2 separate regions of the Homo sapiens genome follow, and region 2 is linked to region 1. The links are chromatin contacts, found by Hi-C or POLR2A ChIA-PET in ENCODE. All regions are on one chromosome and are shown on one strand. Each heading gives the region's core, a stretch centred on a gene start or an enhancer-like site at or near the end of the contact. The rest is flanking DNA. Distances are from core to core; before and after follow the strand shown.

Region 1 (7,560 bases), core at 2,856-5,355:
GTCTTTTTTCTGCATGTCATAAATAATTCTTTCTTGGAACAAGCTAAAAATGAGATGTAAATATGCAAATGCTAGATTTTCATAAGATTTATTTGATTGCAGAATGTAGGTTTCTGGAAAAGCAGAATAAATAGATGTTCTTAGTTGCTTTTAAACAGTGAACATCTTTATTCTGTTTGTTTGGAGTACCACAGCTGTTGTGTGAAATTACACACTTCTGTTATAAAGTAGCATAAGGCCCAACTTTTTCTAAATTATAACAAAAGTTTCTGGACTTATTGTTTTGAAGGACAGTGGTAGTAAAATAGCATTCAAAACCTCATAAAATCCAGTTTACATGTCATTGTAATCAGTTTTATTTATATGTGAAACAGATGTTAAATTCGGAATTGTACCTGTTACAAATACGGAAATTAGAATGTTTCTCTGTTTATGCACAGCTGATTTCTCGAATTGAAGAGAGAGGTTTGGAAACAGAAGGCCTCTTACGGATCCCTGGAGCTGCCATTAGAATCAAGGTAATCTCTGGGTTCTACTAATGTAAACATTTTATTGTTTATTTACACTTATGCATTTTAAAAGCTAACTTGTCCTCTCTACCCCTTTTTTCCATTGTTAGTAAAGTAGATAAAATAAAACAATAAAACCTTTTACCATTCAGTTTAGTTTTTCTACAGTCCCTTCTGGTTTTTGCTAAGTTTTTTGTTTTGTTTTGTTTTCAAAATCACCATATTACCTATAATAATACTATGACAAAAGAATGTGATGAGTTAAAATATTAATGGCGTGGGGATAGTTGTGATAGATTTAGCCAGGATGAGTAGTAGCAATTGAGTTTACGGAAGTCAGGGCCGGGCGTGGTGGTTCACACCTGTAATCCTAGCACTTTGGGAGGCCAAGGCGGGAGGATTGCTTGAGGTTAGGAATTCAAGACCACCTTGGGCAACAAAGTGAGACCCTGTCTCTACAAAAAATAATTTTAAAAAATTAGCCAGGCATTGTGGTGGTCACCTGGAGTTCCAGCTACTCAGGAAGCTGAGTGGAGAGGATTGCCTGAACCCAGGAGTCCCATGTGGCAGTGAGCTGTCATTGTCCCACTGCACTCCAGCCTGGGTGACAGAGCAATAAGACCCTGTTTCTTAAAAATAAAAGAAAAAACACTTTGGGAGGCCAAGGTGGGCGGATCACGAGGTCAGAAGTTTGAGACCAGCCTGGCCAAAATAGTGAAACACTGTCTCTACTAAAAATACAAAAAATTATCCAGGCATGGTGTTGGGCACCTGTAATCCCAGCTACTCAGGAGGCTGAGGCAGGAGAATCGCTTGAACCTGGGAGGCAGAGGTTGCAGTGAGCCAAGATCGCACCATTGCACTCCAGCCCGGGCAACAGTGCGAGACTTCGTCTCAAAAGAAAAAAAAAAGAAAAAGGCCAGGATCATAGACTCCTGCAGATGGGGGACCTTGACATCCTATGCATAATTAGTCTTAGTGAGCCGGCCAGACGAGACACTCTCAACCACCTTCCTGATTCACACAGTTCCCTGTCTTGCTGCATCCAGGGTAGCCTGAGTCTGGCTGGTGAAAGAATAATTCCTAGACTTCCCAATTTGAGCCATCCCTTCTCCCTTGCCTTTTCTTCTCTCTGGATGACAGTTCCTTCCCACTGTTCCAGGGTACCACGTGTCCTCCTGCTGTCATCTTTGTGCCTCACTTTTTGGCCTGGGGGATAAAGCTTCCAATGAATGCATGATAAAGATGGAATTACCCTACAGGGGATGCATACTGCATATCCCCTCAGGGGATTTAAATGTAAAGGGGACTCATACTTGGAATTGTAGCTGTATCTGGAAGCAGCCATTAACTACTAACTTTTACCCTATCTTCCAAATTCACCTTTAGCTCTGCACTGAGATAGCACAAGTAACCACTGCCCACATCCAATACATTGTCTTCCTGAATTTGAAAATCCAAGAGAAAATAGGAGAAAAGAGAGAGAATCTCTCTTCATTTTCATAACCCCATTCTTTATGAAATCGTTAGAGCTGGATCAGGACTAAGTGTTTCTTGGGGAGTGCACACTGTCCTGGCCTGCTTCTAATGGGCTGTGGTGTTGCCAGGATTGGAATTACTCTTTATACATTTCACAGTTTGCATCACCTGCTTTTTTTGATAAGTTGCCTTGATTTAGGACACCAGTTTCGGCCTCCTTGGCTCTTACTACATAGTGATCTCATTTTAATAGGATTCGAGTAACCTGATATATTCTGATCATAATTTTCCACTTGTGTCCCCTGGGTTTGGTGTCTGGTACTTAGAGCTCCCTGAAACTGTGGTGTTTGTAAGTTTCATAGCTTGTCATTGTCTCACTTCATGTAACACCTATAGCACGTTTGCCACTAGTGGACATTGTGTGATTCTGAGACGAGTTCTTTTAAGTACATTCACTAACAAAGATATAATTCCTCAGAAACAGGTAACAAACATAACTTCATATTACCCACATTGGCAAGATAGTCCTCAATTCACCGAGTTCAAAGCACTCGGGCCCTCACTAGCAGACTGCAATGGCCAGCTCACAGGAGGCAAAAATACATTTACTTCAGTACAGAATAGTGAATATAATGCAGATTTTACTTTGCAACGAGAAGGCTGGCAGAAGGACAAGTTTAACTAAGTGTAATTTCTAAGAAGGCCAATTAAGTGGATTCAGCTGGCTCAACTCTTCAACCCAGCCTGTTGTCATATGCCAAATTATGCAGCAGCTGGTCCATTATAAATAATTTAAAAGATAATATGCAAAAATGTTGGTTGTCTCTTTTCCCCCTGGCCCCACCAAATTTCTCTGTACTATTCTCTCTCCCTCTCCCTCCATTTTTTCTGCCTCTCTTCTCTGGATCTTCCTCTGTTGTCCTTTCCTCCCTCATTCTTTCCCTGCTCATTCTTTCCCCCCTCATTCTTTCCCTCCATGCCCCCTCTCTCTCCTCTTCCTTCCCTCCCTATCTCCCACTCCCTTTTTCTATCTTTTCCTCCCTCCTCTTTTTTTTTTCCTCTTCCTCCTTTTCTCACTCCCTCTTCCCTCCTCTCTATTTCTTTTTCTGTCTTTGCCACTCCCCTTCACCTATTTCATCAATTACAAAAATAATTGGGGGTAGAGAATGGTTGTTGTGTTAGGAAGAGAAAATGTGGTAATTTGCCTTACAAGAAAACAAAGAACATACTTTGGGAGAATGGTTTCATGTAACAGAGGAAAGTGACAGAAACTTGTGATGGTTTTTAACGTGATAGGATTTATATATAGTAAAGAAGTATACAAAAAATAGTAATTACAAAACTCAATTGATTTATTAGTAATAATTTGCCTGACAAATTTTGTAGAGTTCTGAGGTAAGTGAACTAGATATTTCTAATTCTGCATGGACTCAGACTGTTTTTTGCAGCTGGCAGCAGGATGGCTGTGCATTAAAGACAGGTATATTGATGTATTTTCTTGCCTCGTTTACTATAAAATTGGGTTTTCCATTTCCCGTAGGTGACTAATCAGAGGTAGCCTTCTGTTTTAGTCCCAGAGACTGATTATGTATTTTTTTATGTAATATACTTCTAAATTTAAAACATATACTTCTTTTTTAATGATTTTTTTCTTAATTTAACGAAGATTTATAATATGTAGATGAAGCCCCCAAATGGAACAATTATTTTAACCAGTCTCTTAATTAAAACTTTATTACTTACAGTTTGTGGAATGTCCAGGAAAAAGTATAAATTTTAAAATGTTTTTTGGCCTTAGGTACAGTTTTTTGTTGGTAAAGTACATTTGGATTAGAGGAGAGGAGTAGTTTTTTTTCTGAGTAAAAGAAATATTGACTTTTGGTAGTCTGATTTGTCTTGTCTAAAGAGCAGAGTCTCTTGAAAGTGAAAATGTGTCATACTCTCAGCAAGAAAAAAAATGCACTTCTAGCTGCTTCTTTTTTTTTTTTTTTTTTTTTTCGTGCCTATCAGAATCTTTGCCAAGAACTAGAAGCAAAGTTTTATGAAGGGACTTTTAATTGGGAAAGTGTCAAACAGCATGATGCCGCCAGCCTGCTGAAGCTCTTCATTCGGGAGTTGCCCCAGCCACTGCTCAGTGTGGAGTATCTCAAAGCCTTTCAGGCTGTCCAGAGTAAGTGCTATCCCTCTTTGAAGCAGTCCTTCTGCTGGTGCCATCTATGTTAATTGTTTTAATGACATTTGGCATCACAAAGAACGCAACCAGACGTATTTGGGTGGACATATTGACTCAACTGATGTCAGTGGGTGCTCAGCTGCCATGCATTGTTTTCTGTTTTTCTTATAAATATGCATTCCTGAGTAAACAGATAACAGAATGTTCTCTTTGGGTACAGATTAATTGCACGACATTTAAGCAATACAATATATTTCAGTGTTAAAACCTGGAAACTTCATGTTTCTCTTATAATAGAATGAGTCACATAAGATCTCTGATACAATTTTCTTGCCAAGTGTTAAAAAGCAACACTTACTGGAGAAGCTGTGGATGAACAGTTATCATAAAAGCACAAGGAGAAGTGGTAGGGTCTCTGAGCATTTCTTGAAAAATTAAATTCTGAGGTTGTCATGCAGAAGTGTGGAGCAAAGCATTTTGCTGCCTCATTGGTGGAAGGTCACAAGCTGCTTCTTATGTACTGCCATTTTGTCGTCTTGGGCAAGCTACACATTAGTGTCTCTAATAGTTCTCGATTCTTTTTCCAGTGAACCTAGATCTTATAAGGTTTATCTACTGGCCTAATTATCCATTTTACACCTAGAGGCCATGAAGAAAAGTAAAAATGCCATCACTGCCTTCAAGTAACTGTATCTTTATCTTTTAAACAGGGACACTTATAAGAATGAAAAGGGGCACTATTAATAATTATGGTGAGCTCCCAGCACTTTGGGAGGCTGAGGCGGGCAGATCACTTGAGGTCAGGAGTTCAAGACCAACCTGGCCAATATGGTGAAATCCCATTTCTACTAAAAATACAAAAATTAGCCAGGCATAGTGGTGCGCACCTGTGATCCCTGCTATCCGGGAGGCTGAGGCAGAGAATCACTTGAACCTGAGAGGTGGAGGTTGCAGTGAGCCAAAATCACACCACTGTACTCCAGCCTGGGAGACAGAGTGAGACTCTGACTCAAAAAAAAAAAAAGAATAAATTGCGGTGAGCTACAGTTTCAACCAGAACTGTACCAGGCTATTCTTAACACATACAATATTGAGATGGTTTCATGAGTCATCTCGTATCATGACATTTCTTCAGAATTTCTAGGAGAGACGGAACTGAAATCTCTTCTGTTTAAAGTATTTTTTTCTTAACATGTTTCTTCTTTAAATAGAATAAATTACCTTCTGTGGGAAATATTTTTTAATGTTTAAATTGTGCTACGTTGCATACATTTCCTGGATATGGATTAAAGGACCAAATTTATTGCTGAAAAAGAAATGCTGGAATGATTCTAAATATCCATGAGTATTACTTAAATGGGGTAAGGGCTGCTGAAAATGATAACATCAATGATAATAATGCACCTCTTAGACTGTTGAGCTGCTGCTTCGTTTTCTAATTTATTCCACAGGCATTTATAAGCACCTATTGTGTTCCAGGCCCTATTTTACATATTCCTGTTGGAACTGATGGACTCTTACCATGCATTTGTTCACTCGCCATTAAAAGAAACAAACCACTGTTACGGACGCACCCTGATACTGTATCATGGAAGGTCCAATCCTCTATGTCTTTTCATTGGGGAATAATTATCACGCAGAAGTTAAAATTATTTCCAAAGCACTGTTGTGTGTCTGCAAACATAAGGCCGCACGTCATATGATCACAGTTGGAAGTGAGCATTCTGAGAGAGAGGAAGCTCCTAACAGCAGCTGCTTCTGCTGATCTCCCACAAACACACTCTCAACAAGGCTTGCAGCTCAGTCGTTGTGTCTTACATTTTACAGTCATGTTTATGCCAAATAACTTTTTTCTTAAAAAGTGAAAAAATAAAGTAAAGGAAAATGTTCACTGAAGAAAAGAGTTCAGATTTATTTAATTTGTCTGCAGATCTTCCAACCAAGAAGCAGCAACTACAGGCTTTGAACCTTCTTGTCATCCTCCTACCTGATGCAAACAGGGACACACTGAAGGTCAGCTTGGTTAATTTACATTAAATATCCCTTAGAAGTAAGCACAGTAATTTTTCATTATTTGTGGCAAAACAATAAGATGTGTATCTTGGACATGGTCATAAAAGTCTATAAAGAAAAAGCCTACTTTTAAGGACAGAGGGTGAAAGCCTTTAACTCTTTATGAGGTTGTTATGTTACTAATGTTATTAAGTTTTTGTTTTTTTTAATTTTCACTGTAACATTTCTTCTTCCAAACCAGACGATTGAGGTTCGTCGGTTAATGGAAACGTGGGTGGTTTTTTGTTTTTTTTCTCCTTCTTATTTCTTTTTTTTGCATTTATCAAATTATATTTAATAAGCAGGTAGCAGTAAGGTAAAATATAAATGTTTAAAACAAAAATCCTAAGTTTTATCAAATATAACCCACTACTACCTAAAGATATGACAGTTTGTAGTTTGAAATGGTAGATTTTGAAGTGAGTCATAATGGTGATTTGACACAATTGTTAGCCAAAAGATAGACCAACTCAAACAAATTCTAATTATTTCTCTAAGGGTTCATCCGGAGTTTCTGATTTATATCACCATTTTGAAGTGATTTGCTCTAATGTTTATATAACTTAATATCATCTACTTTAAGTGTTGTCAGAAGCTCTTATAATCAGGGATTGTGCCACACTGATTTATTTTCCTTAACAGCAGAGTTTATAGAGTAGTTGTAAAAGGTTTAATTATAAACTCTTAGAAAAAGGAAAAAAAATTAACTTAGTAAAAGTATTATCTTAAGTTTTTCCCTTGCCTTAAAAATATTTTTTATATGGGTAAAGGGCTTCTTTACCCTCTTCATTTTTTTCTATTTAAGATGAAATCTCATGACAAGAGCTTTCAAGTTAAGAAAACAAATTTACTAGTTGGTACATCTTGGAATTTTTTTCCTGTAATTCATTAAAACTCCTTGAATTGTAACTGCATGAGTGATAGTTCTTTAATGCCCATGGAATGAATATTAATACTCAACTTTTCTTGATGAAGCAGCTTATGGGGATTACTGGAGGTAAAACGCTACGTCCGCTACAGGAGAACTTCCAAAGGGTTATTCCCTTTCCTAAATCAGAAAAAAAGCCTTTTGCTTCACTGGTTGTCAAATGAATAACCCAGAAGACAGCATTAGGTTTTATTTCAATTTGCTTTTGAGACAGAGGTCAACTCAGAAAGGGTTATATTCAAAGAGTGTGTGCCCAGGGCTACTGTGTAAGTGTGTGTAGATTGTGGCTGAGACAGGGACATATGGCCCAGGACAAAGTGGGGCTGACGATCTAACATGTCCTCAGCTTGTCAGCAGTGCTCCCGACACAGGGCTTCAACTACTCAGAAATAGGGAGGAACATCTTTTTCTTACTCATT
Region 2 (7,560 bases), core at 3,222-5,721, 38 kb before region 1:
GTGAGGCAAGGTGCAGTGACTCACGCCTGTGATCTCAGCACTTTGGGAGGCCTAGGTGGGCAGATCACCTGAGGTCGGGAGTTCGAGACCAGCCTGACCAACATGGAGAAACCCTGTCTCTACTAAAAATACAAAAAAAAAAAAAAAATTAGCCAGGTGTGGTGGCACATGTGTGTAATCCCAGCTACTCGGGAGACTGAGGCAGGAGAATAACTTGAACCCGGGAGGTGGAGGTTGTGGTGAGCCGAGATCACGCCATTGCACTACAGCCTGGACAACAAGAGTGGAACTCCGTCTCCAAAAAAAAAAAAAACAAAAAAAAAGAAGACGAAGTAGAGTGAAAGCCGCAACGATAAATAACAAACAAAAAACCCAGCACCTATGAATTGGTTGTGTCATATATTTCTCTAGAAGTGATAAAGCCAAGTTTCCAAAGCTAGTTCTTAACAGTGTCATTAATGGGCTTGTCTTCTCAGTTTTGCTTAGGTAATGTGACATAAACAGGATAATCAGGTCATTTGCTTATTGTTCTGCTGAGGATTTTTTTTTTTTCTTTTCTACCCACTGTCAAAAGTGAGTAGCAAAAAACAAAGCAAGAAGTGGGTGAACACTGAAAAACTATAAAGCACTATACAAGATGTTAAGTGACTTTTTTTTTTTTTTTTTTTTTTTTTGGAGACAGAGACTTGCTCTGTTGCCAGGCTGGAGTGCAGTGGCATGATCTTGGCTCACTGCAACCTCTGCCTCCCGGGTTCCAGCAATTCTCCTGCCTCAGCCTCCAGAGTAGCTGGGACTACAGGCGTGCGCCACTACACCCAGCTAATTTTTGTATTTTTAATAGAGACGAGGTTTCGCCCTGTTGGCCAGGCTGATCTCAATCTCCTGACCTCGTGATTTGCCCGCCTCGGCCTCCCGAAGTGCTGGGATTACAGGCGTGAGTCACCGCACCTGGCCGCGACTTTTATTTTTAAAGAAAAGGAAAGCTGAAAGAAATAAGTAAATTTCATTTTTTTCCCAAAATGAAAAGGGTAAGATATGCAAAGAGGAAAAGAAGTAAGTTTCTGTGAAATTCAGTACATCCTTAAGACTATAGCATTTGAGTCAGATAGAAGAGATTAGATTCTTTCTCTGGGTTCTGATGGTTGCATGGGTGTGTGTGGGGCGAGTGATGTGGTATTGCTTTCTAATCAACTTCTTACTGCCTTCAGGCATTATCAGTGTTCTTTCTTCCTGGATGTCAGAGCCACTTCTAATAATGACTGCTTTCAGCTAAACAACAGTAGGCATTCTCTTCGAAGGGGTAAAAATGACTTGGGTCATTTGTAGGCTGCAGCTCTTCATAGTCATTCAAATTCAGCATATTCTGATGGACAAGGCCATTACACAGTATTAATAGCTTTACCATCTCACCATGATAGTGATTACAGTAGTTCTTTAATATCGCTGCTGAAATGAAAGAGATAAATCTACACATGAGAAACATGCTTTTTTTTTCTAACATAGAGATAATGTAAAGACACAGTATTAAATTTTAAAATTTCAAAATTTACAAAACAAAGTTTCTTAAAAAACAGAATATTTAAAGTTATGCCCAGCATGACACAATTTTTTTTTTTTAAATAGAGATGTGTGTCTTATTAGTTGCCCAGGCTGGTCTTGAACTTCTGGGCTCAAGCACTCTTCCCACCTCAGCCTCCCAAAGTGGTGGGATTACAAGTGTAAGCCACTGTGCCTGGCCACAAACCATATTTTAGAAAGTGCACTGGACAGGCACAGTGGCTTACACCTGTAATCCCAACACTTTGGGAGGCTAAGACAGGAGGATTGCCTGAGGCCAGGAGTTCCAGACCAGCCTTGGCAATACAAGGAGACTCTGTCTCTACAAAAAGTTAGCCAGGTGAAGTGGTGTGTGCCTGTAGTCCCACCTACTCAGGGAGGCTAAGTTGGGAGGATCGCTTGAGCCCAGGAGCTTGAGGCTGCAGTGAGCTATGATTGTGGACTGCACTTCAGCCTGGGAGACACAGCGAGACCCCATCTCAAAAAACCAAAAAAATTGAAAAATTAAAAAAAAAAGTGCATTGGAAAAGAATTCTCATCCTTTTTAAAAAAATATGGTTTGATTTTTAAATGTATTTTTTTCTTGATAAATGTAATGGTCATTTGAAAGTGCAAATTATAGACTGTGTCAACAAGATTACTTTTGCCTTGGCTATACGCAATACAAACTCAGAAAGATTGATGCATCTGGGGAAAACAAAGTAAATCCTATCCTTTTTAGTCTGTTTGACATATTAAAGTGACCACTGAAGAAGAAATGAGGGCATTAATCTCGATTCTATCACCCCTTTGCTGGGTAAAATTGGGGAAGATTTAACCTTGAGGCCTCATTATCTCATCTAGAAAATAATGGGATAGGTTTAAATCTCTGAGGTGCAATAGCATTCTAATGTTTACACTTCAATACATATGGCTTCTTCTAAAATATTCTTAGTCATTATGGTTTATATGTCATGATCTGAGGAAGAACCCCCACCCCACTGCCTTTTTTTTTTTTACACATTAAAACAGAACGAAGCCAAAACAAAAATAAATTTTATTCTTCTGTCTTATACTGTATGTATATCCCAACTCAGTCACTTCTTGTCCTGCATGGAAATAAAAGTGGGATAGGGAACATGAAAGAAAGTATATCGTTTTTAGAAAGGATCTTATAAGAAAACAAAACAAAACAGGTGCTAGGATCAGAGGTCTTCAAGAAAGCTGACTTTGGGGCACAAAAATGCCTCGAAGGGTCAGAAGCAGGAGACAGACTGGATAGAAAGCATCACGATAGGACTTTAAACAGGGTAGGGAACACAAGGTAGAAATTGGACCAGATAGTTAAATATATGAACTCAGAAGAAACATCCTACTTACAAATAAATCTGCCCTGAAGGAGTTTTAGGTAGAGGGTAGGGATGACAAAGGCACATTAAGGCAATTTTCAAATATACTGGCCAAAAGGGGATGCCCAGAGAGAACTTCTGCCCCTTACACATAATGGACACCAGCAAATGATTAACAGTATTGGCAAGGGAGGGGTTTTTTTTAAAGACATTTTAATTCTTTGTCATTATAGTATAAATTAAATATGGATATATTGGAATAAGTCCCAGTTTTTGTGAAAAGATACAGAACTAAACAAAAACAAAGAAATAAGTCCAGTCACTAGGAAAGCAAGTCTGTTTCTCTCAGAGGGCTTTCTGGAGTTTTGCCCATAGAATTGAAACGTGCATTTTCAGACCCATTATGTGTTGTTTTTGAGAATTCTTAAAACAGTGGTTTTCAAAGCGTGGTCTGGGAACACCTGAGGCTCTCCAGACCCTTTCAGGTGTCTAGGAGAGTAAAACTGTTTTCATAATAACGCTAAGATGTTATTTGCCTCTTTCACTCTCACTCTCTCATGAGAATACAGTGGAGTTTCCCAGAGACGACATGAACTGTAATATTGTAAAAGATTGAACGCAGAAGCAGATGTAAGAATCCAGATGTCTTCTATTAAGCTTGACATTAAAGGCAGTTTCAAAAATATAAAACAGTGCTACTCATCTCACTATTTTTATTTGAAAAATGGCCTTTTTAATGTTATCTATGTGAAGATGTTTATTCTTAAGTGAATAGCATTTAAAATATTTTGTTTCTGCGTTTAATATTATAAATATCAGTAGATATCGCCTACATAAGCCAAAGCTCTTTGAGGGTCTTAGAACAATCTTAAGTGTGTAAAGGAGTCCTGAGACCACAAAGCTTGAGAATATTCTAGAGGATATGTGATTCCTCTAGACCTTATTAAACAGTGGGAGGGGCAGTTAGTACAGCACAAATTTACCTAGGGGACCTTTTTCATGGTTACCTATGAGGCACTTCAGTAAGAATTTTCACAACAAACAAAGCAAGCAAGGCCATTGTTATTCTTCCCATTTTTTAGATAGGAAAAGTGAGGAGTAGAGAAAGTGAGTGATTTACCAAAGATTGCAGTTAAGTAGAGCTGGAATCATTTGGTACTTAGACTCCCAGTTCCATATGTTTCCATTTCATTTTGCTGACTGAGCTGACTGCATTGATAGCAGAATAAATCATCAATCTTCTAGCTGACCTCAGTATAATCAATGGCAACCCCCACCTCTTTGTAAAGAAAAAATGTCAGACCAGTTTAATATTTGCTATGACAAAATAAATAACAGGCATTATTACTCATACCCTGAATGATATCAGTGCCTTTGAAATTCACTGACCAGGTGGAAAATGTATCACGGGAAAATGGGATAGCATATACCTTGGGAAAATACAACAAAACAAAGCCCTCATTTTTGTAAACAGAGCATGGAGGACATGCTAGCAAGATGGAAAAGAAGATTCCAGGAAGGCCCATCAGGATCTGTAAAGTGAATATTTGCTTGTGATGTGAGTGTTCATGGTAAAAAAAGGCAAAATGATTATACTCTGGTGTATTGGAAAGAGCGTGACTTGTACAGCAAGCTAGGAAGCGATTCTTTATAGAGCAACTCTGGCAACTTCCTTTAGAGGACAGCGTCTAGTTCTGTCATTATACTTGTAAAAGGTGAGAAATGCGGGAGCTTCTGAAGCATATCCATGGCACGATTAGCACACAGAATTCTGGAGGGAGAGGGAGGAGGAAGGAACTTGGAATAATTGCTTGCTAGAAAGTCAGGGAGGGGTCACTGGTAGTTGCCTGTGGTATAAACTGTGTGTTTCTTTGATTTCAACACCATGTGTCAACTTGGATCTTTTGGAAATATAAAATATTTCTGCTCTGTACTTCATTACATCTAGCAGATGTTGCTTTATGTTTTTGAACCCCATTTGCAGAATGAACATGATATCATATAACATACTCCTAAAAACAGAAAAGAGGAAACTAGTTAACTGGCCTCTTAGCAGAACAGTTTTAGGAAGGTCCAGACTTTTAGTCACTGCCTGTCTGAAGTACAAAAGTAGAATATATTCTACAAAGAAAAGAAGTAACACAACATGTTCATTGATGTAAACTGAAGGAATGTTCACTTACATTTTTAGACAAATTAAAAAATACGTGGCAGGTTGACCAAGGAGGGTAGTCTATTACTGAATGGCTGTCTCCTTCCCACTCCTCATCCCCTCTTATTTAAAAATGAAAATGTGTTCTTGCAGTATTTACCAGTGATCAAAAAAAAATACAGACAAAAGAAAAAGAAAATTCCTCTTTTCCATGACTCAGTATTTTTAGGTTATCACAAACCTATTCAGCTTCTGAATCTTATTAAAGTCAAAATATTGAGTCAATTCATCAGCACTAAGCTATTCAATTTTTGCTTTATGCATGTTTTGAAAGCAAGGCTTGATATAGATGGTGTATTTATGTAACAATGGTGTTACTCAATGACCTTGCATTTTTCTGCACATGCTATCTTAATGGAAATTTACTGGAAAATTCTTGCCAGAATAAACACATTCCTTCAGGAGTGAAAGGCTTAATGTACTTCTAGTTCAACTGCACCTTTTTCCCTTGAGCAGATAAACCCAATTATTTGGCGTTAGTCATTATACTTCACACAGTTTACAGTACTTATTGTGGTCTCACAGGGGGGTAAGAGTTAAAGGAGACAGAAGTAAGGTGGTCAATTTCACACTATGAGAGAGAAAACAAAAGGATAAGGCATCTGTCTATTTGACATGCAATACGAAAAATGAAGCTGGCAGTCATCTGTAAATTAACATTAGCTATCCTGGTAAGGCAGAAGTAAGGAATATGAACAATACAGATAAGTTGAGCTGCTGAACCAGAAATTTAAAAATATATATTTTTTATTTTTAAGAGAGGGATGACTTTCTCATTTACATGTTAATTTAAGAATCAGGAGTGAAAACTCTACAAGAAAAATACTGGCTATGTAGTGGCCATTGGGGCCGGATATGGGGACCCAGGTGGAATACAGAGATGTAAACAGGACGATTGAGGCCAGGGAAGGAGGAAGTACCCCTTGAATTAAGGGATGAAGAAGGCAAACAATGAACAATGGAGACTTAAGGAAAGAGATTCACAAACATGTCTAGACTTAGGCTTGTTGGCCCCTGTCCTAATTCCCACCCATCGCCACCCCAAGGTTGCTACTGGGGAGAGAGTATAGTGATTGTTTATTCATGTATGCAACCAGCATTAATAAAGTTTGTAATCAAGGCAGGAAGAATCATCTTTAAAGGAATAAAACTGGCTTATTAGCATATTAAAGCTAAGTGCTCAGTTATACTGCATTTATTTGCAGCAATAAACAATTAAGTTCCTTGCCTTTTTCTAACCAGTTGGAATTAAGCTGCTGGATAGATTCGCCCAGAGTTTAGTGACCCTCTCCCTTATGTACTATTAAAATCCTACTATTTTAAACAATTTTGGGAAAGGTTAGTTTAAATGTGAATGTTCACACACTATTATTTTGTTGTAATTTTAAAATTATTTTCAATATGTACAGTAAGTAAAACCAATCTGGCAAACAAAGAATTACTTCCTGGAAGTCCTTCTTGAGAGAAGCAATCTGAAAATTAGAATAGCAAAACAGTTATTCAACTATTGTCCTCACTCAAATTGTATTCTTTAAAAAAATTTATTGTTAGTCCATTCTCACGCTGCTTGTAAAGACATACCTGAGACTGGGTAATTTGTAAAGGGAAGAGGTTTAATTGACTCACAGTTCAGTATGGCTGGGGAAGCCTCAGGAAACTTAAATCATGGCAGAAAGGGAGGCAAACACACCCTTATTCACATGATGGCAACAAGGAGAAGTAACAAGCCAAAAGGGGAAAAGCCCCTTATGAAACCATCAGATCTCATGACAACTCACTCACTATCACGAGAACAGCATGAAAGTAACTGCCCCCATGATTAAATTACCTCCTGTTGGGTCCCCCCAGGACTCATGGGGCTTATGGGTACTACAATTCAAGATGAGATTTGGGTGGGGACATAGCCAAACCATATCAACCGTATATAAAGGAAAGGCATCAAAGCTGAAAAATTTCTTCTTTTAAGGAATCGGGCATGGTCTTCTCTATAAATAATAATAAAACAAAAAATTATTTTATTATATATAGGTTTTTATTATAAGCTCCTTTAATTCAATTTTAGAAGTAGGTAAGATATGAATTATAACAAAAAACATTGTTTACTTGAAGTTATACAAATACTCTTATTTATTCAATTTATTCTTCATAGATAATATCTGAGAGAGAAATGTTTGAGGTAATTCCAAGCTATTCAGAATTGCTAATAAATGAGTTTGTACCCCAGTTTTGAATTTTTAATACATATAAATCATGGGTCCATTTATAAATAAAGATTAGAAATTTCTTTCTACAGTAGATTATAACAGCAAACTTAAATCATCCTATTTATATTTTGATTTCAAAAATAAAATGGAAATTCAAATAGTGCTTCATCGGTTGAAGATATTTGCTGTATAAGAGTTGACTAAGTTTGGTTTATGAATATAAATGATAAACACAAGAATTATATAAAATTCATTCCCA

Evidence for each region. Hi-C counts contacts between places; a loop is a spot of excess contacts on that map. ChIA-PET counts read pairs that join two places held with the same protein, here RNA polymerase II (POLR2A). Pooled maps may share reads with other maps.
Region 2: a loop to region 1 is called in a map of GM12878, with 2.1 times the contacts of the local background. The contact joins two enhancer-like sites. A Hi-C loop is called at or near these places in 3 of 168 maps with a recorded cell type or tissue (A673, CD8-positive, alpha-beta T cell and GM12878), 5 of 37 single-sample maps with no recorded cell type and 5 of 50 pooled maps. POLR2A ChIA-PET finds 5 or more read pairs at or near these places in 13 of 52 experiments (A673, AG04449, BJ and 8 more).

What each region holds. Positions count from the first base shown.
Region 1 is chr6:129,604,491-129,612,050 of GRCh38, reverse strand. It overlaps ARHGAP18 (Rho GTPase activating protein 18), which reads left to right. Exons shown (of 15, transcript NM_033515.3): 8 at 441-518; 9 at 3,999-4,158; 10 at 6,092-6,174. Among named protein-coding and RNA genes, the nearest start is that of ARHGAP18, 100 kb to the left of the region's middle. Within about 2 kb of position 4,105, at least 2 of the 41 ENCODE cell types and tissues checked have a DNase peak (open chromatin) inside an H3K27ac peak, as active enhancers do.
Region 2 is chr6:129,642,668-129,650,227 of GRCh38, reverse strand. All of the region lies in intron 1 of ARHGAP18 (Rho GTPase activating protein 18), which reads left to right. Among named protein-coding and RNA genes, the nearest start is that of ARHGAP18, 64 kb to the left of the region's middle. RefSeq lists an enhancer at 2,987-3,066. Within about 2 kb of position 4,471, at least 7 of the 41 ENCODE cell types and tissues checked have a DNase peak (open chromatin) inside an H3K27ac peak, as active enhancers do.